Regions from separate parts of the Homo sapiens genome. Here region 1 is linked to region 2. Evidence: read pairs that join two places in POLR2A ChIA-PET (ENCODE). Cell type or tissue: B cell. All regions are shown on one strand. Links, peaks and the distances in the headings refer to the core of each region. The heading gives the core; the rest is flanking DNA. Region 1 overlaps ACSF3 (acyl-CoA synthetase family member 3). Region 2 holds the start of LOC124903756 (a long non-coding RNA gene).

Region 1 (12,000 bases), core at 2,119-7,118, 130 kb after region 2:
TCTTCAGGACGCCTGTAGCCACAGAGCCTCCCTGAGGGCCCCGTCGCCAGGGTCACCTCCTGAAGAGCCTCCCTGAGGGCCCCGTCGCCAGGGTCACCCCCTGAAGAGCCTCCCTGAGGGCCCCGTCTCCCTAACACATTCCACATTCTTGTTGGCTTCAGTCCTTATTTTTCACAGACATCTCAGCCCTGACCCCAGCTGCGACACAGCAGTCTGTTAAGATGGCAGACACTGCGGCTGCCTCATCTGCGTGGTCCATCCCGGAGACATCTGCCTGGCGCTCTGCTCCAGGCCTTCCTGGCTCCCCTGGTAGGGATCTGGCTCAGTGACCCGACCCTCCTTGCGGCTCTCTCTGGGGTGCGCCCTGCATGGACACAGCTGTCCTTGGTGAACGTCTGCTGAGTCAAAGTGGTTTTGCTGCAGTGAGTTCCCCGTGAGTGCACTGTGTGGGTGGTGCAGCGCCTGGTGTGTAGGGAACTTCCATGCCTTTGCTGTGTCTCTGGGGGCTCCTCTGACGGGGCAGCTCCCTCCTCTCCGCCTTAAGCTCCTCCTTTCCTTTGGCGGTCAGCTCTGTCCAGGGTGTCAGTTTCTGTGCCTGTGACTGGGCCCCCTCAACCTGCCCCACCTTGGCCTCTGCTCCTTGGCAGCCTGGCCCTGAACCTCTGTTGGGGGCTGCCCGGGCGCTGACGGTGGCTGGTCTACCATGGTCACTTGGGCAGAGGCAGCAACGGCCATTGTCGTGGACCGTGCCAGGGCGAGATGCAGCTGGCAGGGGCAGAGGCAGAACATCTCCCAGGGAGCTGAGGGCAGGTTGGTTCCATCGTCCCGGAGGGCAGGTTGGTTCCATCCTCCCAAGTAAAGAGTGTGTTACCCTCAGGGCGAGAGGCAGGTGGGTGTGGGTGCTGGCGCAGGCCAGCTGTCAAGGATCTGGGCTTTCTGGTCTTGCTGCTTCTCCAGCACTGCATGAATGACACCACCTGGCCCTTTCCAGTGCCCACAGGCACACGGCTTGGGAGCTGCTGCTGCGGCGTCTCTGCCCAGGGGCATCTGCCAGGGGGTCCCTGCCTTGGGGTCTGTGTCCCAAGGGCGTCTGCCCAGGGATTTCTGCTCCGAGAGTGTCTACCCTGGGGTCTCTGCCTGGGGATCTGCTGTCATCTTCCAGACACTGCAGACTGGCTCATTAATGGACACGGGAAAGCCTCAGACCTTCAACGGACACGGGAAAGCCTCAGACCTTCACCGTTTTTGACACTTACTTGGGATTTTTCTTTAAACTATGCTGTGAAAACTTAATTTTTTTTTTTTTTGAGATGGAGTCTCGCACTGTTAGCCGGGCTGGAGTGCAGTGGCACGATCTCGGCTCACTGCAACCTCCGCCTCCTGGGTTCAAGCGATTCTCCTGCCTCAGCCTCCTGAGTAGCTGGGATTACAGGCACCTGCCACCACAGCCAGCTAATTTTTTGTATTTTTAGTAGAGACGGGGTTTCACTATGTTGGCCAGGCTGGTCTAGAACTCCGGACCTCATGATCCACCTGCCTCAGCCTCCCAAAGTGCTGGGATTACAGACGTAAGCCACTATGCCCAGCTGAAAACTTAATATTTAAACAAATTTGATGCTGTGGCTACAAAGGATTGCAACTCTTTTCCATAAACTCCAAGTTTCAGGGTTTTCCAACTTTAGGAATTTCTATGTGTAAAATCCAGCTGTCAGCGTTATTGAACTTTGGGATTTTGTCTAAGATTGTGTGGAAGAATGTGTAGGATACAAGTGTGGGGTGACCAGACACCTGCGGTGGTGCTGAACGATCTCAGACGCGGTGTCTTCAAGTCATCCTGCACAGAGGGCCGTGGGTGTCAGTGCCTGCAGGTGACGGATGGGGTTGGGGGAGAGGAGGAGGATGCCGGAAGATGGATGTGCAGCCACAGCCTCTGGAGATCAAAGTCACCACTGACGAGACAGCCAGAGGCTCAGATCAGTCACTCGTCTCCAACAGCACTGCCCTGGCCGACTTCCTCAGGATCGCAGCATGGACTCAGGAGGGCTGCCATCTGGCAGGGTCTGTGCTGTGGCAGCTCAGGTTAGAGCAACAGGCCTGCTCCTGCCACCTCAGAAGCACTTGCTAGTTAGTCAAATGTTATGGCGCCCTTCAGGGGGCCTCCAGGTCTTTCACGTCTTGGAAGTGTGGCAACACATTGGGATGTGCTGGAGGAAGAAGGTCACCCTCGGCTCTCAGTGCCCTTCTTTAGGGCAGCAGCTGCCCTCTGAAGATTTGGATGAATTCCAAGAAAGACCGTCCTTCGTGTCTTTCACCTCCGCGCCTGCTCCCTGCCCCTCAGCCTTGTCCCGTTGCGTGCATGCTGTCCCCGCCTCAGCACCATCCTGCTACACGCATGCTCTCCCCACCTCGGCACCATCCTGCTACACGCGTGCTCTCCCCGCCTCGGCACCATCCTGCTACACGCGTGCTCCGTTTTCCGTGCCTCAGTGTCACGTTTGTGTTTCTGGTTCACTGTGCTGTTGATCTGTGTGTTACATCAAATGCAGTTTGTTCTTTTTACGTTGCTGTGTTGTATTTCCTGGTGTGCAGAAGCCACAGTGCGCTTATCCATTCTGCTCTTGAAGGACTTGAGATTGTTTTCAGTTTGTGGCTATTAGAAGTCACGGTTGCTATGAACATTCTCACACAGATGTCCCTGTGGACAGTTCCCTTGGATCCGCAACTCCCAGTGCCGGCTCACAGGCTAGATGTATGTTTCATTTCAGTGGAAACTGCGGAAGAGTTCTCAAACGTGGCTGCATGTTTCACACACCCCAGCCCCAAATGTGGCTGCATGTTTCATACGCCCCCAGCCCCATTCTGCTGGTACCAATTTACTGTATTAGTCCGTGTGCACACTACTGATAAAGACATACCCAAGACAGGGAAGAAAAAGAGGTTTAATTGGACTCGCAGTTCCACATGGCTGGGGAGGCCTCAGAATCATGGTGGGAGGCAAAAGGCACTTCTTACATGGCGGTGGCAAGAGAAAATGAGGAAGAAGCAAAAGCGGAAACCCTTGATAAACCCATCAGATCTCATGAGACTTATTCACTATCATGAGAATAGCACAGGAAAGACCGGCCCCCATAATTCAATTACCTCCCCCTGGGCACCTCCCACAACACGTGGGAATTCTGGGAGATACAGTTCAAGTTGAGATTTGGGTGGGGATGCCATCAAACCATATCAGGAGTCCTTAAATTTGTTAAATTCCCCACATGTCTCCTCTTCTGGTGCCTTCATTTGTCCCTACAGAGGTTCTCCGCGAAGCACTGTGCTTCCCCCAACTTGTTTCCCTTCAGCCTGGAGAACTTCTTTTCAATAGTTCTTGTAGTGCAGCTTTGCTGACAACAAATCCCTCAATTTTGTTTCACTGAAAATGTTTTTATTGCACCTTCCCTTTTCAAAAACAGCTCTATCGAGATACAGTTCACACACCGCAAAATTCATTATTGTAAATTTTGAATTAAGTAGCCATTACCTCAAACCAGTGTCCATTTCCCCCCATTCCCAGCCCCTGGCAACCACGAATCTGCTTTCTGCCTCTAGGATTTCCTTGTTTGAGATGGCAGCGTGTGCAAATGGGGCGTGTCACACTCAGTCTTTTATTCCAGCTTCTTTCACTTGCAGGATGGTTCTGAGTTTCATCCATGTTCTACTGTGTGTATTAATAACTTGTTCCTGAATAGTACTTCATCATATGGATATACCACATTTTCCTCATCCATTCACCATCTGATGGGCATTTGGACTGTTTCAGTTTGGAGCTATTATGAATAATGCTGCTATGAACATTTACATATAAATCTCTGTAGACATTCATTCATCTTACATAGACACAGAGGGATAGAATTGATGGGTTGTATGGTGACTTTCTGTTTAATGTTTTAAGAAACTGTCAAACTGGCCGGGCACGGTGGCTCACACCTGAAATCCTAGCACTTTGGGAGGCCGAGGCAGGTGGATCACTTGAGGTCAGGAGTTTGAGACCAGCCTGACCAACAGGGTGAAACCCTGTCTATACTAAAAATACAAAATTAGCCAGGCACCGTGGTTCACACCTGTAATCCCAGCTACTCGGGAGGCTGAGGTAGGAGAATTGCTTGAACCCAGGGGGCGGCGATTGCAGTGAGCCAAGATCACACCACTGCACTCCAGCCTGGGCAACAGAGCAAGACTGTCTCAAAAAAAAAAAAAAAAAAAAAGAAAAGAAAAGAAACTGGCAAACTGTTTTCCAAAATGGCTGTGTTGCTGTACGTTCTCATCAGCAGCGTATGAGAGTTTTCATTTCTTTACGTCCTGCCAACACTTGTCACTGGCTTCAGTTTGCGTTTCCCTAATGACTACTGATGTTAAGCTTTTTTTTTTTTTTTTTTTTTTTTTTGAGATGGAGTCTCACTCTGTCGCTCAGGCTGGAGTGCAGTGGCTCAGTCTCGGCTCACTGCAATCTCCGCCTCCTGGGTTCAAGCGCTTCTCCTGCCTCAGCCATCTCAGCAGCTGGGATTACAGGCGCACAGCTCCAGGTCCAGCTAATTTTTTGTATTTTTATAGAGACCAGGTTTCACCGTGTTGGCCAGGCTGGTCTTGAACTCCTGACCTCAAGTAACCTGCCTGCCTCAGCCTCCCAAAATGCTGTGATTATAGCCGTGAGCCCGCCGCACCCGGCCAGATGTTGAGCATTTTTTGTGTTTATTTTTACTTTTTTCCTTTTAAATTATTTTTGCAGAAACAGAGCCTCCCTATGTTGCCCAGGCTGGCCTCACACTCCTGAGCTCAAGGGATCCTCCCGCCTCAGCCTCCCAAAGTGCCGGGATTACGGGCATGAGCACTGCACCCAGTGCTGTTTTTTACGTTCTTGTTTGCATCCGTATGTAATCTTTGGTGAACTGTCTAATGAAATCTTTGGCCATTTTTAAATTGGGCTGTTTGTCTTCTTACTGAGTTGTAAGAGTTCTATGTGTATTCCGGATACGAGTCTCTTTTCAGATGTACGGTTTACAAATATTTCCTCCAACTGCAGCTTGTCTTTTTATTTTCTTAATGTGTCTTTTGGAGCACACATTAATTTTGATGAAATTCATTTTATAAAAAAAATTTTAAAAATAAATTCATTTTATCAATTTTTAAACTTTATAGATTGTGCTTTTGGTATCTCATCTGAGAAGTCTTTGCCAAACCACAGGTCATGTCATGAAGATATTCCCTTTTGTTTTTTCTTAGAAGTTTTCTAGTTTTAGCTCATACGTGGAGGTTTCTGACCCACTTTGGGTTAATTTTGCATATGGTGTGAGGTAGGGTCTAGGAGTCACCTTCTGCATGGAGATATTCAGTGTGTCAGTGCCATTTGTGAGAAAGATTATCCTTTTGTCCTTTTCCCTATTGGGGACTTGGTTTCTTTGCCAAGAATCACTTGACCAGATATCTGTGCATTCGTTTATTTCTGGACTCTCCATTGTGTTTTGTGGGTCTCTTGTCTAATCTTACACAGCATCACACTGTGTTCGTTACTTCTGGTTTACGTCAGTTTTGGAGTTGGGAACTGTGTGTTCTCACCTTTAATCTGCCTTTTGAAATTTATTTTGGATCTTCTGGGTCCTTTGCCTTTTCGTGTAAAACGTAGGATAAGTGTATCAATTTCTGCAAAATAAAGCTTGCCGGAATTTTGGGAAGATTGCTTTGAAGCTGGAGCTCAGTGTGGGAAGAACTGCCATCTTCACAACATGGAGTGTTCCCGTCTGCGAGCCTGGCCTCTCTCCACCCGCTTATCTGTTCCCCTCCCTCCCTCGATGGCAGTGTTGTGGGTGCTGCTCCGCGGTGCTGCTGTCTCCCGCACTCTGGTCGCCTGTGTCTTTGCTTTCCCGTCTGTGGGTCAGCCTAGATCACCCCCGTTGACTGTGTCTGACTTTTTTCCTCTTTTCTGCTGCGTCTTGTTTGTTATTAGGTCTATTGAATGAATTCATTTTGGATCTTGTGTTTTTCAGTTTTATGATTTTTTGCAGTTCCACTTCTCTTTGCAATTCTCCATCTTCCCCACGTTGTTCATCTTTTCTTTGAAATTCCTTAATCTGCTTATTGCAGTGATTTGAAGGGCCTTGTCTGGTGATTCGGACGTTTGGATTTCCTGAGACTTCTTCCCTTCAGTTGGGGATCACATCTTTGTGTCCTTACATGCTTTGTGACTTTGAAGGGTTCCAGTCTTTGTCTTTGAAAGAATGATATTATTTCTTCCCCGGAGATTCCTGCCTTTCTCTGCCAGGCAGCTGCGGTGAGGCACTCGTCACTGCAGTCCAGTGAGGAGATGAGATGGGCTGGGGCTGGACTGTGGCATCGGCATCCGTCGACCCCAGTTTCAACGCCGTGTGGGCGAGATCTGTCCTGTGTGTCCTGGGCCTCCCTTAGGTGCTGACCCCACAGCACGAAGAGTGCCCTCCTCCCTCCGCCACACCCTTCGGTGCTCCGTGTGGAACACCGCGGGTAGAGAGGGCCATGGAAGGAATGCGGCTCACCAGCTCTTCCTGAAGCTTTATGGGCGACGCGAGAACCCGCTAACGAGTGAGGAACTTAAAACGTATTTATATGTAAGCAAGAAATGTTTATTATGGAGTAAAATATAAAATTCACATGACTCTTTTAAATAAAAGACTTCACCCGTTCGCTAGTCACTGCATGCCTGTCCATACTGGGAAGCATGCTGACTTCAGGTCTGCGGGCAGCCAGGCCCTCCTGCCAGCTTCCCCAAGGTGTACATCCGCCCTCTCTGTGTAGCTGGAAGAGCCTGACCACTCACGTCTCTCCAGGCCACAGATCCCGAAGCCCTTTTCTAGCTCTGTTCACGATTGCTCTTCCCCTCACAGGCCAGACGCAGCTGTCCCGCGCAACATGGCTTCTGTGGGAAGGGGTCAGAGTTTGAGGCACCCCTTTTAGAAGGGAGGCGCTGCAGACTCTTGAATGTGAACCATGAGAACGCTGTGCCTGGAGCCAGGAGCCTCCGCCACGGGCCCCAGTGCCTGCTCATCTTCCTACCGAGTGCTTCCTTTCCTTCGTAGGTTTGGGAAAAGTTCTTAAGTTCTGAAACGCCGCGGATCAATGTCTTTATGGCAGTGCCTACAATATACACCAAGCTGATGGAGTACTACGACAGGCATTTTACCCAGCCGCACGCCCAGGATTTCTTGCGTGCAGTTTGTGAAGAAAAAATTAGGTAAGTGAAAAGAGCCCACTTTCTCGTTCAGAAAGTCTTAAAGATCAACAGATACGACTTATTTCTAATAAATCACTCCTACTAAGTTCTGGGAAGCAGTGCTTTCCATTTCCTTTCAATGTTCCCTCTCTCTCTACCCGTCTCCGTCTCTACCTCTCTAACTGTCTCTCTCTCTCTCTACCCGTCTGTATGTATATCTGTAATCTCTTCCACGTCGATAGCTGCCTGGATTCTGTATCGCTCTCTCTGTCACACTCTGTCTCTCTATCTCTCTCTGTCTCTCTTTGTCTCTCTCTCTCCATCTCTCCATCTATCTGTCTTCTCTGTCTCTCTTGTCAGACTCTCCATCTCTGTCTTCTCTCTGTCTCTCTCCATCGCTCTTCATCTGTCTCTCCGTCTTCTCTTTCTCTATCTCTCCTGTCTCTCCATCTGTCTCTATCTCTCCATCTGTCTTTGTCTCCGTCTGTCTGTCTGCTCTCTCTCCTGTCCGTCTCTCTCTCTCTCTGTCATGGCGTCTGAAGGACAAGGGTGAGGACAGTGAGCTGACCCGCTTGCTCCTGCTTCATCTGCCCACATGTCCCACGGCGCCTGCCTCTCCTATGCAGTCTCTCTGCCTTCGTGGGCAGCCCTGTGAGGCCTCCTGCCTGGGGCACGTTCTGCTGCTTTTCCTCTCAGCCCCGCTCCTCCCCTCCCAGCTCCCTGGATAAACCCCTCCCTCCCAGGACAAGCTGGTCTTTTGGGCCACCCAGGGGCGTGTTTGCTCTGCACTCTCCCATGAACCTGCAGGCGTGGGAACGTTTCTTTTCCCTCGTGGCTGTTGAGGTGTGGTTCACTAACTGGAAACGCACACGTGTGGCTCAGTGAGTCTTCACACGCATCACAGGCCCGCACCTCCAGCAGAGTCGTGGGTGGGGTATTTTTTCTTTTTGTGAGAGGGAGGGGTGGCGTGGAGGGTGCACTGCAGGAACTGAAGGCTCCACTGCCATCCAGTTTCCAGTGGGATGTGTGTGTCTGTGGCTGCCGCGCGCTCCTCCCAGTCCCCAGGAAGTGCACAGGGAAGCGGCACCTTTGTTCCTGGAGAGAATTCCGGGTTGTCCAAGGCACATGTCTGAACCGCTTCGCTCTCTTTGCCGTTCCCTTGCCCCTTTTCTGTGAGGCCACCGGAGCCCATGGTTTTGCTGCTGCTACTGCTGGGATACCCTGGGGCTGGGCAGGCCCCAAGCTGAGCAGGGTGAGCACAACGTTTTACCAAATCTAAGGAACCAAGGGCAAGAACGAGGTCAGTGAAGGAGAGGATCAGGTGATTTCTGGGGTGACAGAGGCAATGAGACCTCGGCCATCTGGATCTCCCAGCGGGGGTCCTGTCAGTGGTGCCTCCTCGTAAAGCAGGGGCAGCAGCAGGGACCACTCCGCTCAGACCGCAAACAAAAGCGCCTTCCCTACTGCCCGTGAGGCTGCGGGAAATGCTGTGTGAGAGCGCGGGGACTCGGAGTTCTCAGGGCCCGTGTTCTCCTGCCAAGCCTGAGCTGACCCTGTGGGCCAAGATGGCTGCAGTTCTGCGGGTGGTTCTGAGCCCCTTGGGTGTGCCCGGCCCCACCCCTTGGGTGCCGCGGCCATTCACCCATGTCCGCGTTCTGCTGCAGAGCCTGCAAGCTGAGCCGGCTGTAGTCCCCGGATGTGCCTGGCCGCAGCCTGCAGCGCCGTGGCTGTTCACCCGTGATCAGCTCCGTGGTCGGCAGCTGCACGGTCACTGCTGTTCTTGAGCGTGGTTGTGAACAGCGCAGGAACTTTGCAGGGGACACCGCGGACCCTAAGCACATTGTTTACCCTCATTAGCTGTTGGACCTGCTTCCTTCTAAAATACACCCAACAGATCGTTTTCAAAAAACAAAGTCACGCCGTAGCGCAGACTGCAGCGTTGGTCCCGGGTGTCGCACAGTGGTGCTGTACCCACGGCCTGGGGCTCCTGCACTCGTGAAGGAGCTGCCACTTTTGCAAGCAAGGGCCGCCTCCTGAGGGGCTAAACCTGCCACCTTTGCACGCGAGAGCCACGTCCCAAGGGGCTAAACCTGCCTTTGGTTGTGCCGCGTAGGCTGATGGTCTCAGGCTCAGCTGCCCTGCCCCTCCCAGTGCTGGAGAAGTGGAAGAACATCACGGGCCACACCCTGCTGGAGCGGTATGGCATGACCGAGATCGGCATGGCTCTGTCCGGGCCCCTGACCACTGCCGTGCGCCTGCCAGGTACGAGCACTTCCCACAGCTGCGTTCCTCTTCCACTGTGCTCTGAGCCCCCCAAGGTGGGCCAGTCTCGAACCACCCACATTCGGACTGAAGGGCGGCATGGAGGATGCTCCCCCGTGGGACAGGCCACTCGGCCAGGAGAGCACTCAGGATGCACTGCGACCTGTCCCCTCTGGGTAGATCAGCCTTCTCCCAAGTCTCAGTCGGGTGGATGGGGGAGGTGTCTGTGCTGGCCCCTGGCTGTATGACTGGGGAGACAATGGGAAGAACAGCAATGCCTGGAATGCAGGCGTCAGTGCATGTCTCAGAGGAAGGCGGGGGGCCATGCTGTTGGCTCCAGACCACATCAGCAGTGGTGGCAGCCTCCGTCTGTCTGGAGTCCGGGTGCCACACAGCGCCAGCAGCAGTGCCAGGAGAGGTGGGTGTGGTGGGCAGGGTGGGATGAGTCAAGCACCTGTCTTCCTTCTCTAGATGTGGGCTCCTGATACCGGGCCCCTCTTGTCCAGCCTTCCCTAACACATCCCATTCTGACTTTCATCTGACCCAACCATTTGAGCCCTGGGTCCTCCGCTGGGACTTCTGGGAACAGAGCCCACAGCTGGGGGGCCACCCTGCTGCTTTCTGCGCAGCCCTTCCAGTCTGTCTAGAGTAGAAGAGAGATCTCAGTGCAGACTTAAAGTGAGACCATCCCGCACATCTGTCTGTGCAGCTGCTTACCTGCAGACCCAGTAAAAATTCACCCCTCTGGCGTGCAGCTCTGTGTGTCTTAAGAAACATCATCACAGTCAAAATAGAGAAGGGTTCCTCGCCTCAGAAACTCCCTTCCTAGTGCTCAGCACCTCCTCCACCCCCGAGGCCTGGCCCCTTGTTCCTGTTTCTCTTCTTGTGGTTTTGCTTTTTCTGGGAGGCCACGTGGCTAAATCCTGCAGGACGTGGCCTCTGAGCCTGTCTGCTTCCGCCCGGCTTCCGCCCACAGTCAACTGCCTGTGCTGTGTGCGTCAGAGCCCGCGCCTTTCCCTGCTGAGTGGCATCCGTGGTGTGGGTGCGGCACCGCTTGTGACCCTGTTTTAAGCAATGACACGTGAGATGTTATCAACATTTGTGTGCAGGTTTCTGTGCGAACGTGGTTTTTTATTTCACCTGGGCAGATACCTAGGAGAGAGATTGCTGTGTTGTCTGAAGCTTTCAAGCTGTTCTCCAGAGCGGCTACACCATCCCCTTCCCCCTGCAATGGGTGGGAGGTCACGAGCACCTGCTGCTCCAGCGGGCGGTGGTGGTGTCTCGTTGAGTTCATGATTCTCTCATGATGGGTGGCGTTGAGCACCTCTTCCTGTTCGTGTCATTCCGTTTTCAACTGGGGCCTTTGTTTTCTTGAGTTTTGAGAGCTTTTAAAATTCGGGACCCAAGTGTCAGCTGTGCGATTTTAAATATCATCTCCCAGCTTGTGGTTTGTCTTCCCATTCACCTAACAGCGTCTTTAAAATCAGGAGTTTTAGGTTTTGGCCCGGTTTATCAATTTGTTTTGTGAATTGTCTGATGTCATATCTAATAAATCCTTGCGTAGCCCAAAGTCACAGAGAATAGTTTCAGCTCTTACGTTTGGGACCATGATCCATTTTGAGTTAATGTTTGTACATAGTGCGAGATACGGACCACAGTTCTTTTTTAGTGTGTGAATGTCTAACTTTTTAGCACTGTTCGTTGAAAAGACTCCCTTCTCCATCGAACAGCCCTTTGGATCTTTGTTGAAAGTCCGTCGACTCCTGAGGGGTCGGCTCCTGGGCTCTGCTCTGTCCCATTGCTTTCCGTGTGCCCTTTGGCTCATTCCATGCCTGCTTGGTTCCTGGGACTCTAGGGTAAGCGTGGACATGGGGGTTCAGGCCCAGGCAGGGACCAGCTGGTGCCAGGCAGCGATACGGTGCTGGGGCCTGCAAGGTGAGTGTGAGGGCTGGCTGGCTGCTGGGCTGGGAGGAGGAGAGACTGTAGGCTCACGCCCCTTTGCTGGGCCTGGGGAGCCATGGGGGCTGTTAAGTGTATTCTGAGTGTAAAGTCTCGGTTTGGCTGGGGCATCCTGAGCAGAATGACAGGGCCATGGCAGCGAGATCCTCAGCTGCCGTGCAGAGCTGCCAGTGGGGTGGCCGCACAGAGTGCAGTGCCTGCTGCAACAGTGCCCAGGGCAGTGGGCGGGTGGGGGCATGTTGTGAAAAGAAGTCAGTGTGAGTGATGAGAAATACATCCTAGTCTCAGACCCCAGGAAACCGCCGTCAGTGCTGGTGGCCCCTGCCCTGGGCCGGCTCCCGCGTTAGTCTCAGACCCCAGGAAACCTCCACCTCCGTCAGTGCTAGCGGCCCCTGCTCTGGGCTGACTCGCGCATCTCCACGATGGCTGCGGCACCAGCTGTTTCTTCGGTGGCTAAAGCTCTCTGGTGGAAATAAGATGGGGACCTTGAAATCAAATGTGACTGGTCTGTTGAGTCTCTGTCCTTATCGTTGTCCTTCTTAGTAGGATGTGCTGGT
Region 2 (12,000 bases), core at 3,218-8,217:
GGATGTGTTTGTTCCTGCTGGGGAACTTCCCAGACGCCAGGCCCACCCGGGGCCTCCCCTGCCCTGGGTGGTCGGCCGTTCTGCCCCCAGGACTGAGGCTGGAGGGGACATTCCTGCCAGCCCGGGGCCCATCCCCTGGTGCCATCATTCGGTCCCCACGTCCCCTGCTGTTCCCTGTGCTCTGGCTCAGGGTGGGATTCACAGTGAGGGTCCTGGGGGCCCTGACCCTCCTGGTTTCCTCATTTGTGCAGGGTGCACGATCCTAACGGCGTCAGCTCCTACAGCGTTTCCGGGAGTGGAGACAGCAGAGGCTCTGAGCCGCCACATGGGCCGGGGCCACCGTGAGCATGTGGCTGGGGTTGGTCTGTGTCAGTGCCTATTCCCCAGCTGTGTGCAGTGAGAGTCTCAGAGTCGGGGAACTGAGGGTCTCAGGGGGCACAGCCCCCACTCCGTGAGGCAGCAGGACAGCACCCTGGGTGAGGGTGGTGGCTCCCCCCACCCGGGGTAGGAGACAGGCAGCCCTGCCCCCAGCCCTGAGGCAGATGTTCGAGGCCTGCACCTGCGCCCCCCACAGATGGGACACTTCCACTTTCGCAATGAGGCCCTGAGCTCCCCGCCTGGCCCCGTCTTGCCTGGTGTCTAATCAGGGGGTCTGACGGAGGTGGGGTTGGAAAGAGAAGAGAAGAAAGTTGCCCACAAGTTGGGGGCAGGAGCTGCCCCCCAACTTTGGCGGCCACCTGGGGGTGTGGGCACCACTCCCCACCTCCCCACTACCGGCCTCCTCTCCCCCAGGCCGGGCAGTTGGTGCTTGTGGGGAAGCAGACGTTGGCTGTGGCTTTCAGAGCTGGGCGGCCAGGAGATAAGGGGCTGGGGAGGAAGTGGCTGCAGAGGTGGGGGCAGCAGGAGGGGCCTCGGCTTCTCCCAGGGACCTCTGCTGTCTGCAGCCAGCACCCAGCCTCTCGGGGCAGGAGGGGCCTTTCCTTCCTTCCTAAAAGACCTATTAGGGCCTACTGGGGTTCTTTCGGTGTCCAAGACAGCCCCTGGTCCTGCTCTCTGGGAACTATAGGAGACACGTTCCATCAACATGGCCCAGCATGTGGGGCCCATAGGGCAGTTGGGGAAACTGTCCCTGGGTGGGCAGAGGGGCCCTAAGGCAGGCTTTGGTGAATCTGTAGGATGGCCAGAGAACTGGAGGAGGGTGAGGGGGCAGTGGGGGAGATGACGCCATGTGGGGGTGGGTGAGGAGGCCTTCCTTCAGGCAGGGTGTCTTATGTTTGCCTTCTCTTCTAGCATGTAGGAACCCCCCCACCCCCAACACACACACCCTTCACTGCTGGATGAATAGATGAATGAATAGATTGATGAATGAATGGGTGGGTGGGTGAGTGGATGGGTGGGTAGATGATGGGTGGATGGGTGGGTGGGTGGATGAGTGAATGGGTGGATGGATGGGTGGATAGATGGGTGAGTGGGTGGATAGATGGGTGAGTGAGTGAGTGGGTGGATGGGTGGGTGGATGGATAGATGTGTGGATGGGTGGGTGGATGGATAGATGGGTGAATGGGCGGAAAGATGGGTGAATGGGTGGATGGATGAATGGATAAATGGGTAAATGGGTGGGTGGATGGAGAGATGGGTGAATGGGTGGGTAGGTAGATGGATGGGTGTGTGGGTGAATGAATGGTGGATGGGTGTGTGGGTGGGTGGGTGGATAGATGGGTGAATGTGTGGATGGGTGGATAGACGGGTGAATGGGTGGATGAGTGGATAGATGAGTGAATGGGTGGATGGATGGATGGATGGATAAATGGGTGAATGGGTGGTGGATGGATAGATGGGTGGATGGGTGGGTAGATGGGTGAATGGGTGGATGGGTGGATAGATGGGTGAATAGGTGGAAGGATGGATGGATAAATGGGTGAATGGGTAGGTGGATGGATAGATGGGTGGATGGGTGGATGGATGGAGAGATGGGTGAATGGGTGAGTAGGCGAATGGATAGGTGGGTGGGTGAATGTGTGGATGGATGGGTGGATGGAGAGATGGGTGAATGGGTGGGTAGGTGGATGGATGGGTGTGTGGGTGAATGAATGGTGGATGGGTGTGTGGGTGGGTGGGTGGATAGATGGGTGAATGTGTGGATGGGTGGATAGACGGGTGAATGGGTGGATGAGTGGATAGATGAGTGAATGGGTGGATGGATGGATGGATGGATGGATGGATAAATGGGTGAATGGGTGGTGGATGGAGAGATGGGTGAATGGGTGAGTAGGTGAATGGATCGGTGGGTGGGTGAATGTGTGGATGGATGGGTGGATGAATGGGTGCGTGGATGGGTGGATGGATGAGTGGATCAGTGAATGGGTGGGTAGGGATGGATGGGTGGATAGACAGGTGAATGAGTGGATGGATGGATACATGGGTGGATGGGTGGATAGGTGGATGGATGGGTGGATGGGTGGGTGGATGGGTGAATGGGTGGATGGGTGGATGGATGGGTGGATGGATGGGTGGATAGATGGGTGGATGGGTGAATGGATGGATGGATGGATGGGTGAATAGATGGGTGCATGGGTGAATGGGTGGGTAGGTGGATAGATGGGTGGGTGGGTCAATGTGTGGATGGATGGGTAGAGGGGTGGGTGGATGGGTGGATGGGTGGGTGGGTGGGTGGATGGGTGGATGGGTGGGTGGGTGGATAGGTGGATCAATGAATAAGTGGTAATATGGTTTTATGTAAGTCTCATGCCAGCCCACTTTACAGAGGAGGGAGGAGGCCCACAAGGGTGCCATCCCCAGTCACAAAGCCTGGAGAGAGGAATGTAAGTCGCGAAGCCGCTCCAGAGGATGCTGAACAGTGTCATGTACGGAGGAGCCTTGCCCCGGCTTTCTGGTCCTGAATAAGGTGTGGACAGTTGGGGTGAGCCACAGAGGGAGTGGGGGCCGGGGGTGGAGGCAGGAAAAAACCTGCCCCGGGTGTTCAAGGCAGTGCAGGTGAAGCGGCTCATAGCTGGATGCTCAGCCACTCCCCAGCTCAGGGCACGGCTGAGCAAACCCAGAACCACGGAGAAGGTGCCATGGCCGGAGGGCTGGGGTGATTTGGGGAAACCTGGTACAAAGTGGTGCAGGATTCCAGGGCTCTGAGACTGCAGTTACTGGGCGCTCCTGCCACCCCCAGAAAGAGCAGGTCTACCTGGGGAGTCCGAGCCGAGGCGCAGGCCGGAGACACCCCAATGAGAGCACGGAACTGGAATCGGGGTCTTCACCTTCCCGGTGTGTGGACTCCTTGGGCATCTAGTAAGCAAATAAGTTCACAGAATTATGAAGGAAACCCATTTTACCAAAATACAGCTACCACCCCGTTAGAACATTCTGGTGTAGTGAGCACTGTGCTTTTCATTAAGCCATGATTTAAAGTGGTGAGGCGTGGGAACCGCATTAGGAGACGTGGTGGTGAGTGGAAGGCGAGGGGGGTCTTTTGTGGAGCCCTGGACCCTCCCAAGGCGTGGCTGCTTGGGGCCCACCAAAGTGGCCCTGGGGCAGCTCTATCGGTGTCAACGGCACAGGCGCGGCTGACACCCTGGGGAGGTGCCCACGTTCTTGGTTACAGGAAAGGCTAAATTTTGGTTAGAGACACGACACAATGCCAGATGAAACTCATCCAAGTCCACGGATCCCCTGAATTCCAAGGAAAGAACCGCGGTTCCAGCTTCCCTCGAAGGTGTCCCCCGGTCCCGCTCACCACCTCAGCTTCCAGGAGTCTCCGGTGGGACAGCCGGAACCCCACTGAGGGTCTCGAAGTCACAGGCCCCTGGTTCACACTCAGCATTTCCTGTCTGTGCTGGGTACGCTTGGGCAAATGTCTTGACCCGTTTCCCCAACTGTAAAGTAAGAAGGTAACAGAGTCAGCTGAATGGGGGTGTGGTGAGGATTTAATAAAACCGTCCACGTTTGGACTCTCCTATGGTGCCCGTGAAGGTGGGCAAGCACGGACGGGCAGCTGTGACCCCTGCGAGATCCCTGAGCCGTGAAGGGGCCAGCCCAGGGGGACAGTGGAATCCCCACACCGCCTTCTGGCCATGGCCGCCTCCGGGGCAGGCGCGTTGCTGCTAGAAAGCTCTTCCTAAATTGAGCTCAGGTCGGCATCCCTGCAGATGCGGCCCCTCTCCGGAAGAGTGCTTTGGAAGGGAGAAAGGGCTCTCCCAGCCCCACCGCCGCCCCCTGGAGTCAGCCACAGCCTCCTCCCCCACAGCCTCCTCCCCCACAGCCCTCCCGCCCCCATGGCAAGAGACCTGCTTCAATTGTGATGTGGCTGCCCCGCCCCTCCTCTTAAACCTTCAGTGGCTGCCCACCTCCCTCAAGATCAAGGCCAGACCCTGAAGGTGGCTGGGGGCCCCTCCACACTCTGCCCCAACCCTACATCAGAGCCGCTTCTCCTGAGGGTGTTTCCTCATCTCTGGGCCTTCCCCAGCCCTCCCATCGAAACTTGCCTCACGTGGCGGGCTCCTACCCAGCCCTCAGAGCCCATAGGAAGTGCCCTGTCCTGTCCTGGGCTCCACACCCCCTGCACACCTTCCTGGGTTCCACACCCCCTTCACACCTTCCTGGGCTCCATGCCCCCTGCACGCCTCCATCACAGCATTAGCACCTTGGGTTGCAGTTGCTGTGGGCTGGTTTCCTTGGACCCACAGGAAAGCAGCCCTGGGCGGGAACCTTGCCTGTCTCCAAGGGCTGTGTTCCCGGCACAAGGCGCAGGGCTCCATGGGTGATGACTGGCTGGCGGAGTTTGGCACACCCACCTCTGGGTCCCCCACACGACACCTGGAACTTCTCTAGGCTGAATTCCACCTCTCTCGCCCTCAGGACTCCCCTGGGGCTCTGCCCCACACACATCCCAGGGAACACAGAGGAAATGGCCGGTCTCCCCAGCTGCTTCCGAAGAGCAGGATGGGCTGAGACTCCAGGCCCGGCCGCCCAGCGCAGCCTTGGGACCCTGGGGCAGCCCCCAAGGCCTAGGGGGCTCAGTGGCCTTTGCCCGGACAGGAGGGCCTTCCCCAGCTCATCAGCCACCCCAGGCGGGTAGTGGGTGTGGGACAGAGAGCTGACGGCAGTCAGAGGCCACAGCCCCACAGGACCCGCTGTTCCCTTGGCTGGCATCCTCCTCCCCTCCTGAAGCGCATGGGGCTGAGCCCAGCAGGGTGGAGTCTGAACAGAGACAGGAATTTGAGCATCAGGGCAGCAACAGCGTCGCCCCCGCTTCCTGAGCACCCTGGACTTGCGGGGGACGCTGGTGACCTGGTGGCATATATTCGGTGTCTGACAGGACTGGAGAGGTTAAGCAATTTCCCAGGTCACCAGCGGTGGGATTTGGGACTCAGGCTGGGTCTAAGCCAGTCCTCTCCCTGAGGCAGAGAGCCTGCTGTGGCTACACCCACCCAGCTTCCAGGACACGGAGCCCTCTGCCCACCGTGGTCTCTGCTCCTCCCCAGCGCCCAGGAGGCATCAAGACCCGGCAAGGCTGCCCGTTCTGCAGAACAGGAAACCGAGGCTCCCAGAGGGGAAAGTCCCAGCCTCCCTGGGGGTCCCAGGGTCCTGGGCTGCTGCACCCCAGCTGCAAAGGGGGAAGCCCCGTCCGGAGGCCACTTTCCCTGTAAGGAGCCCAGGCGGGGTGAGGGCTGCGACGTGCCGGTGCCGCCCCGGTTTCCCTCTGACTCAGGCTGAGGCGGCTGCCCCTGTGCTGGTGCCATGTCTAGTCCGCAGGCCCCACACCGGTGACCTGCCCTCATCTCATCTCCTGTGAGTCCGCGAGTCCACGGCTCTGCCGACGGGGGGTGGTGTGTGTGCAGCAGAAGGAATGAACGAGGGAACCCCTGCCCTGTGCTCTTCCTCTCCTCCCCTCCGTCCTGCCTGGGTGTTCACAGCAGCTTAAGAGGGAAGAACGTGGCCCTGGCCTACCCACCAATGTTCTAGAACATTCTGGAACATTCTGTTCTCAGCCCGGAGCCTGGGAACTGGGTAAACCTGGGCCATCGAGCGGCATCCAACATGAGGAAAATACCAAGAGGCTGGTGTGTGGTTCTGTGTGTGTGGCGCGTGGCGCGTGGTGCGTGGGGAGAGGCAGCCGCCCGCCCTCCAGAGCCAGGGTGCCACCTCCTGCGTCATAGACACCTCCCCCAAGCAGTGCCAAGCTCCTGCCTCCCACCAGTGGCTACTTCGGGCTGCAGTGGGGCCTGGGGCCACGGAAGACCCAGCTAGGTCTGGCCAAGAGGCCCAAGGATATTCCAGGCACCCGGAAGGATCCGGAAGGATCTGGGAGTCTTGGGTTAAGAACCATGCAGCCTGACCTGCTCCAAACGTGGACTTCGTCCCTGAAGAGGCTGCAGGACCCTAACCATTCGCGTCCTGGGCGATTGTGAGTGTGATGGACGATCACAGCACTGTTATTGTATCTTAGAGCTGAACTGGAAGACAAACTGGCCTGTATCCAATAAGAAAAAAACTTTGTGTTTTGCTTCCATTATTTATTTTTTCTGAGGCAGGGTCTTGCTCTGTCACCCAGGCTGGAGTGCAGCAGTGCGATCTTGGCTCACCGCAGCCTCCACCCCCTGGGCTCAAGCGAATCTCCTGCATCAGCCTCTTGAATAGCTGGGACCAGAGGCGCCCGCCACCATGCCTGGTTAATTTTTTATGTTTTGTAGAGATGGGGCCTCACTATGTTGCCCAGGCTGGTCTCAAACTCGTGGCTGAAGCGATTCTCCTGTCTCAGCCTCCCAAAGTGCTGGGATGACAGGCATGAGCCACTGCACCCGGCCTCATGGCTTTTTAATAGTTAGGTTTCTATTGACCTTGTTTTCAGACACACACAAGCTTAGAGGATATAACACAGGCTTGTGGATCAAGCACTCTGCTTCACTGAACTTGAAACATTTTAAACATCAGATTCTTTTAAGGCGCCTTTGGGTGCCCTGGCCTAAAACACCCTTCCCACTCTGCCCGTGTTCAGTCCTGACTCCAGACACCGCGGAAAGTGAGAGGGGTCGGGCAGGGGAGTCCAGGGGTTCTCAGAGCGCAGTCCCTGACCCTGCGCCCATGTTCAGTCCCGACTCCAGACACCGAGGAAAGTGAGAGGGGTCTGGGAGGGGAGTCCGAGGGTTCTCAGAGCGCAGTCCCTGACCCTGGGAGCTTGTCAGAAATCCTCACCCACCCAGGATCTGTGCGTGGGGCACCTGGGGCTGTCCTGGGTCTGCTCCGATTGTCCCCGAGGGGATCTGGAGGGACGAGGTTGCCCCGGGGTCTGCTTGGGGACAGGGTGAGCCAGCACTGTGACTCTGTCATTGCAACGGTTGTCTCTCCCCATGGGTGGGTGGAGGGACTTCCCTGAGGCTCTGGGACCTCCCTGGCAGTTCCAGCCACCTGAGCTCGGAGCACATGTCTGTGGTGCTTGGCGTGGGGGTGGGTCCAGGGTCCAGCCCCTTCCTGGCTGTCGCCTGCAGGCCTGACCCGGCTAAGGGGGTCCAACCTGGCCTTATCCGTCTAAGGGGGTCCAACCTGGCCGGCCCGAGAGGGTAGGGCTTCTTGGGAGAAAGCTGAAGGTCATGGAGGAGAAATGGGGGCAGGGAAGACCGTCAGGCTGAAACCCCACATCGGGCAGCTCAGAGGTGGGGGCAGGGAAGACCACCAAGCTGAGTCCCCCCATCAGGCAGCTCAGGGGAGGGGGCTCCATGCTGGGCCCCTGAGCCGCCTCCTGCTGTCACAGCATGAGGTTTATCATTCAGCACCCAGGCAAGCTGGCCCTGCAGGCAGGGGTCCGGCCTCCAACCGCCTTCCGGCTGCCCCACCATGTCCAGGGACCTGCTTCAGCCCTCCAGTCGTGCTTCCTTTCTTCCCTCTGCTCACTCGGCTCCTCCTGGAAGTTCCTTCTCGCTAGCCCCCAGGGGGTTTGGATGCTGGACCCTGGGGAAGGGGCCTTGGGGTCTGTAGCAGGGCATCTGAGGGTCCTGGGACACCCAGAAACCCCAGGAAGGCTGTGGGTGACTCAGCAAACCCACAAGCCGGGGGGTCTCTCAGGCATGTGCTGCAGGGGGGGTATGATGTGGGGTCTGCTCTGAGTGAGGGTCTCGGCCCTTGTCTGCTCCTTGTCCCCCTGTCCCAGCCACAGCCCGCTCCACTCCCAACTCTGCCCACGGCTCACCCCGGGCCTCTCAGACCCTCGCCTCTGGGACCCCCTTGTGAAGATCCGCCTGCCCCCCTACAGCCCCACAGCCCCCATCCTGCTTTGCAGCCCCCTCCCTGCTTTGCTTGTCTTGAATAGCAGGTGGCACTCTCTGATGTGCTGAACGTTGTTTACTGCCTGTCTCTCCCGCTAGGTCAGCTCCAGGGAGATGAGCTTTTTCTTTTTCTTTTTCTTTTTTTTTTTTTTGTTTAAACATATTTTATTTTTTAAAGCAGCTTTAGGTTCACAGCAAAATTGAGCATGAAGTACAGAGGGTTCCCCTGCACCCCTGGGCTCAGCATCCCCACGAGAGTGGCCGTTTGTTACAGCTGAGACCCCCCTGGACACAGCATCATCACCCACAGGCCGCACGACCTCAGGGTCCACCGGGTGCTGTGCAGTCTATGGTTGGACGAACGTATCCTGATGTGGACCCACCGTTGTGGTATCATACAGAGTAGTTTCACTGCCCCAGGTCCCCCGTGTTCCTGCTGCACATCCCTCCGTCCCTCCCTCTCCCCAGCCCCTGGCGTCACTGATCTTTGTGCTGTCTGCACAGTTTTGCCCTTTCCTGGATGTCAGAGTCAGAACCCTACAGTGTGTGGTCTTTGCAGACGGGCTGCTTTCACTCAGCAGCATGCATTTATGGTCCCTCCGTGTCTTTTTCCTTTCTTTTCTTTTCTTTTTGAGACGGTGTCTCGCGCTATCACCCAGCCTGGGGTGCAATGGTGTGATCTCGGTTCAGTGCAACCTCTGCCTCCTGGGTTCAAGCAATTCTCCTGCCTCAGCTTCCCTAGTAGCTGGGATTACAGGAGCACGCCACCACGCCCAACTAATTTTTGTATTTTTAGTAGAGACGGGGGTTTCTCCATGTTGGCCAGGCTGGTCTTGAACTCCTGACCTCAAGTGATCCACCCACCTCAGCTTCCCAAAGTGCAGGGATTATAGGCGTGAGCCGCAGCGCCCGGCCCCTTCGTGTCTTTTCAGGGCCTGGGAGCTCATTTCCTTTCACTCACTGAAGGGCATCTTGGTAGCTTCCATGTCTCAGCATCGGCAATTGTGAATAAGCTGCTTTAACACCGTTGTGCAGGTTTTTGTGTGAACACAAGTTTCCAACTCGTCTGGGTAAATACAAAGAGGTGCATCGTGTAAGATGCTGTCAGCTGCATTTCCTGCTGTAGCCCCAGAGTCCAAACAGCACACGGCAAATGGACACTCAGCAAATCCTGAATTAATACATGAAGAAAGAGGCAGGGCGGCCAGAACAATACACCACGCACAGGGGCTTTGGTGGCAGAAACCAGCTTTCGCACAGTTCTGGAGGCTGGAGGTCGAGACCAAGTTGTTGATGAGCTTGGCTTCTTCCAGGCCTGTGTCCTTGTCTTTGCTGACAGCTGCCTCCGTGCGTGGCCTTGTCCACGTGCACGCACCCTTGGCGGCTCTGTAAGTCCAACTTTTGTTTTCTCTTTTCTTTTCCTTCCTTCCCTTTCTTTCTTTCTTTCTTTCTTTCTTTCTTTCTTTCTTTCTTTCTTTCTTTCTTTCTTTCTTTCTTTCCTTCCTTCCTTCTTTCTTTCTCTCTCTCTTCCTTCCTTCCTTCCTTCCTCTCTCTCTTTCTTTCCTTCCTTCCTTCTTTTTCTCTCTCTCTCTTTCTTTCTTCCTTCCTTCCTCTCTCTCTCTCTTTCTTTCTTTCTTTCTTTTTCTTTGATGGAGTCTTGCTCTGTCACTCAGGCTGGAGTGTGATGACGCGATCTCGGCTCACTGCAACCTCTGCCTCCCGGGTTCAAGTGATTCTTGTGCCTCAGCCTCCCGAGTAGCTGGAATTACAGGCACACACCACCACACCTGGCTAATTTTTGTATTTTAAGTAGAGATGGGGTTTCACTATGTTGGCCAGGCTGGTCTCAAACTCCTGACCTCAGGTGATCCACCCGCCTCTGCCTCCCACAGTGCTGGGATCACAGGCTTGAACCACCGCACCCGGCTGTAAGTCCAAGCTTCCTCCTCTTATAAGGACACCTGTTGGACTGGGTTAGGGCTCCACTCTGATGGCCTCTGTTTAACTTAATTATCTATTTAAAGGCCCTGATTCCAAATACAGTCCCATTCTGAGGTCCCATCCGGACTTCCACATGGGAATCTGTGGGGCAGAATTGACCCCATCACAAGGTTCCTCCTGGAGCCTTCAGAGGGGGTGGCCCTGCCGACACCTTGATTCAGACTGTGGACCCCAGAGATGCGAGAACGTGTTTCTGTGGTTTCAAGCCCTGGGCTATGGGCCTTTGCGTGCAGGGCCACAGGGGCGCAAACCCGCTCTTATCCTCCGGTCCCATATTGCAGATGGGAAGCCAGGGGTCAGCACTGGGTGATGGTCCCACTCCACGACGGGAGCTCCCAGCAGTCTCCTTCCCACCCACTCGGCTCCACGCAGGGCAACGGGAGCTCCTGGCTCCCAGCAATCCCCTTCCCACCCACTCAGTGTCTCGTGCATGGCACACACGTGTCCTGCGGGCCCGCTGGGAGCTGGCTGCTGGTCCCTGTACGAGGCTGGGGGTCTGACCTCACCACCAGGGACAGACAGCAAAGCAGACCATGAGACAGGGGAGCAAAGCCGTGCGGTGGGAGGGGTGAGGCGTGCGGCATGACTGCAGGGCGGGGAGGGCCTCAAGGGGAGAGGCAACTCGGGGCAGCCCGCATGGCCCAGGCGTGGGTCAAGCTCTGGGAGGCACGCTCCCCGCAGGACCAGCCGCACGTGCAAAGCTCCTCCTGCCCCCAGCCCCGGCCAGCATCTCGGAGCCACTGCGGATTCAGTCGTGGGGTCCCTGGAAGGCAAGGCCTTCCCTAATCTGGGCACCGGGGCCTCCCAGGTGGCGACGACAGACTCCCAGGCTGGCTTGAGGCAAAAACACGGCGCGCTGGGACGTATTTGGATGTAAATGTTTTCAGCACAGAGCAGCTGGGAGATGCGGCCTCCGTGGGAGCTGGGAGCCGGGGCCATATGGCCCCTCTCCCGCCTGTACTGCCTTCGAGCGGGGGCGCTGCCTGGTGGGGCCCCCAGGGGTGTCTGCGGGGGTCGGACTTGAGTCCTGCCGGCCCCTCGCTGGCTGCTGCCCGCCCTGCCATCTGTCAGGTGGGGCGAGACCGTGCCAGCTGCCCTGGCCCTGAGGAGGCCTTGAGGGCATCTGAGGGGCTTGGGCCTGGCGCCAGCCCGATGGGTGTGTGCATCTGCAGCCTTGGCAGCATCTGGTAACTTCCCTCTTCCCACTCTTGGCCCTATCCCTGGTTGGGGAAGAGCCAGGTGCTCACCTGCGGCCCTGCATGGTAAACCAGACGGCGGCTCACAGGGTCATCTTGGCAGGGGACCCTCTGGCCACACAGAAGACTCGGAATTCCTGGCTCTTCTCTCCCAGCCCACGGCGGCTCCTTCCAGAGACCCTGAGAGACCCCTGGCACCCTGGGAGATGGGAGCAGAGCTGGGATCTGTCCTGGACGCAAGGGATGCCTCCCCTCTAGAACAAGCACTGGCTCCCCATGTCCCATCAGCTGAAGGCTACATCAGGTTCAGCCCTCACAGCCCTGAGCGAGCTGCCCTCCTGTGCCCTCTCCACAGCTGGGGCTTCCCGGTGGTTCCATACGGAAGCCCCTCCCTCACAACCCACCACCCCCAGCTCCAGTCACCCGTCCTCAGTCATGGTAGTGGGTGATTTGGGCTGTGAGGCCCTGGGGGGTGGCCCAGTGCAGCAGCGGCAGACGGGGCACTGTGGGGGGCTCCACGGGGGTGCTGCTGGGCC

What was found. Peaks named below come from ENCODE experiments on the same cell type or tissue, not always from the same donor. Only the 100,000 strongest peaks of a DNase experiment are listed, where the experiment ranks them.
Region 1: POLR2A ChIA-PET joins it to region 2 with 8 read pairs; 6 of 35 experiments call an interaction of 5 or more read pairs at or near these places.

Annotation. Positions count from the first base shown.
Region 1 is chr16:89,105,004-89,117,003 of GRCh38, forward strand. It overlaps ACSF3 (acyl-CoA synthetase family member 3), which reads left to right. Exons shown (of 11, transcript NM_001243279.3): 5 at 7,089-7,243; 6 at 9,336-9,484. Among named protein-coding and RNA genes, the nearest start is that of ACSF3, 17 kb to the left of the region's middle. RefSeq lists enhancers at 274-323, 8,964-10,163, 9,363-9,462 and a silencer at 9,558-9,852. In B cell, for the core only: no CTCF peak of the experiment used is centred there; no DNase peak of the experiment used is centred there.
Region 2 is chr16:88,978,325-88,990,324 of GRCh38, forward strand. LOC124903756 (a long non-coding RNA gene) reads left to right here and starts at 2,739. Exons shown (of 2, transcript XR_007065183.1): 1 at 2,739-2,905; 2 at 3,632-3,962. RefSeq lists a silencer at 3,848-4,050 and enhancers at 5,135-5,635, 5,341-5,400. In B cell, for the core only: no CTCF peak of the experiment used is centred there; DNase peaks (open chromatin) are centred at 4,587, 4,867 and 5,657; H3K4me3 peaks cover 1,259 bases; H3K27ac peaks cover 2,682 bases.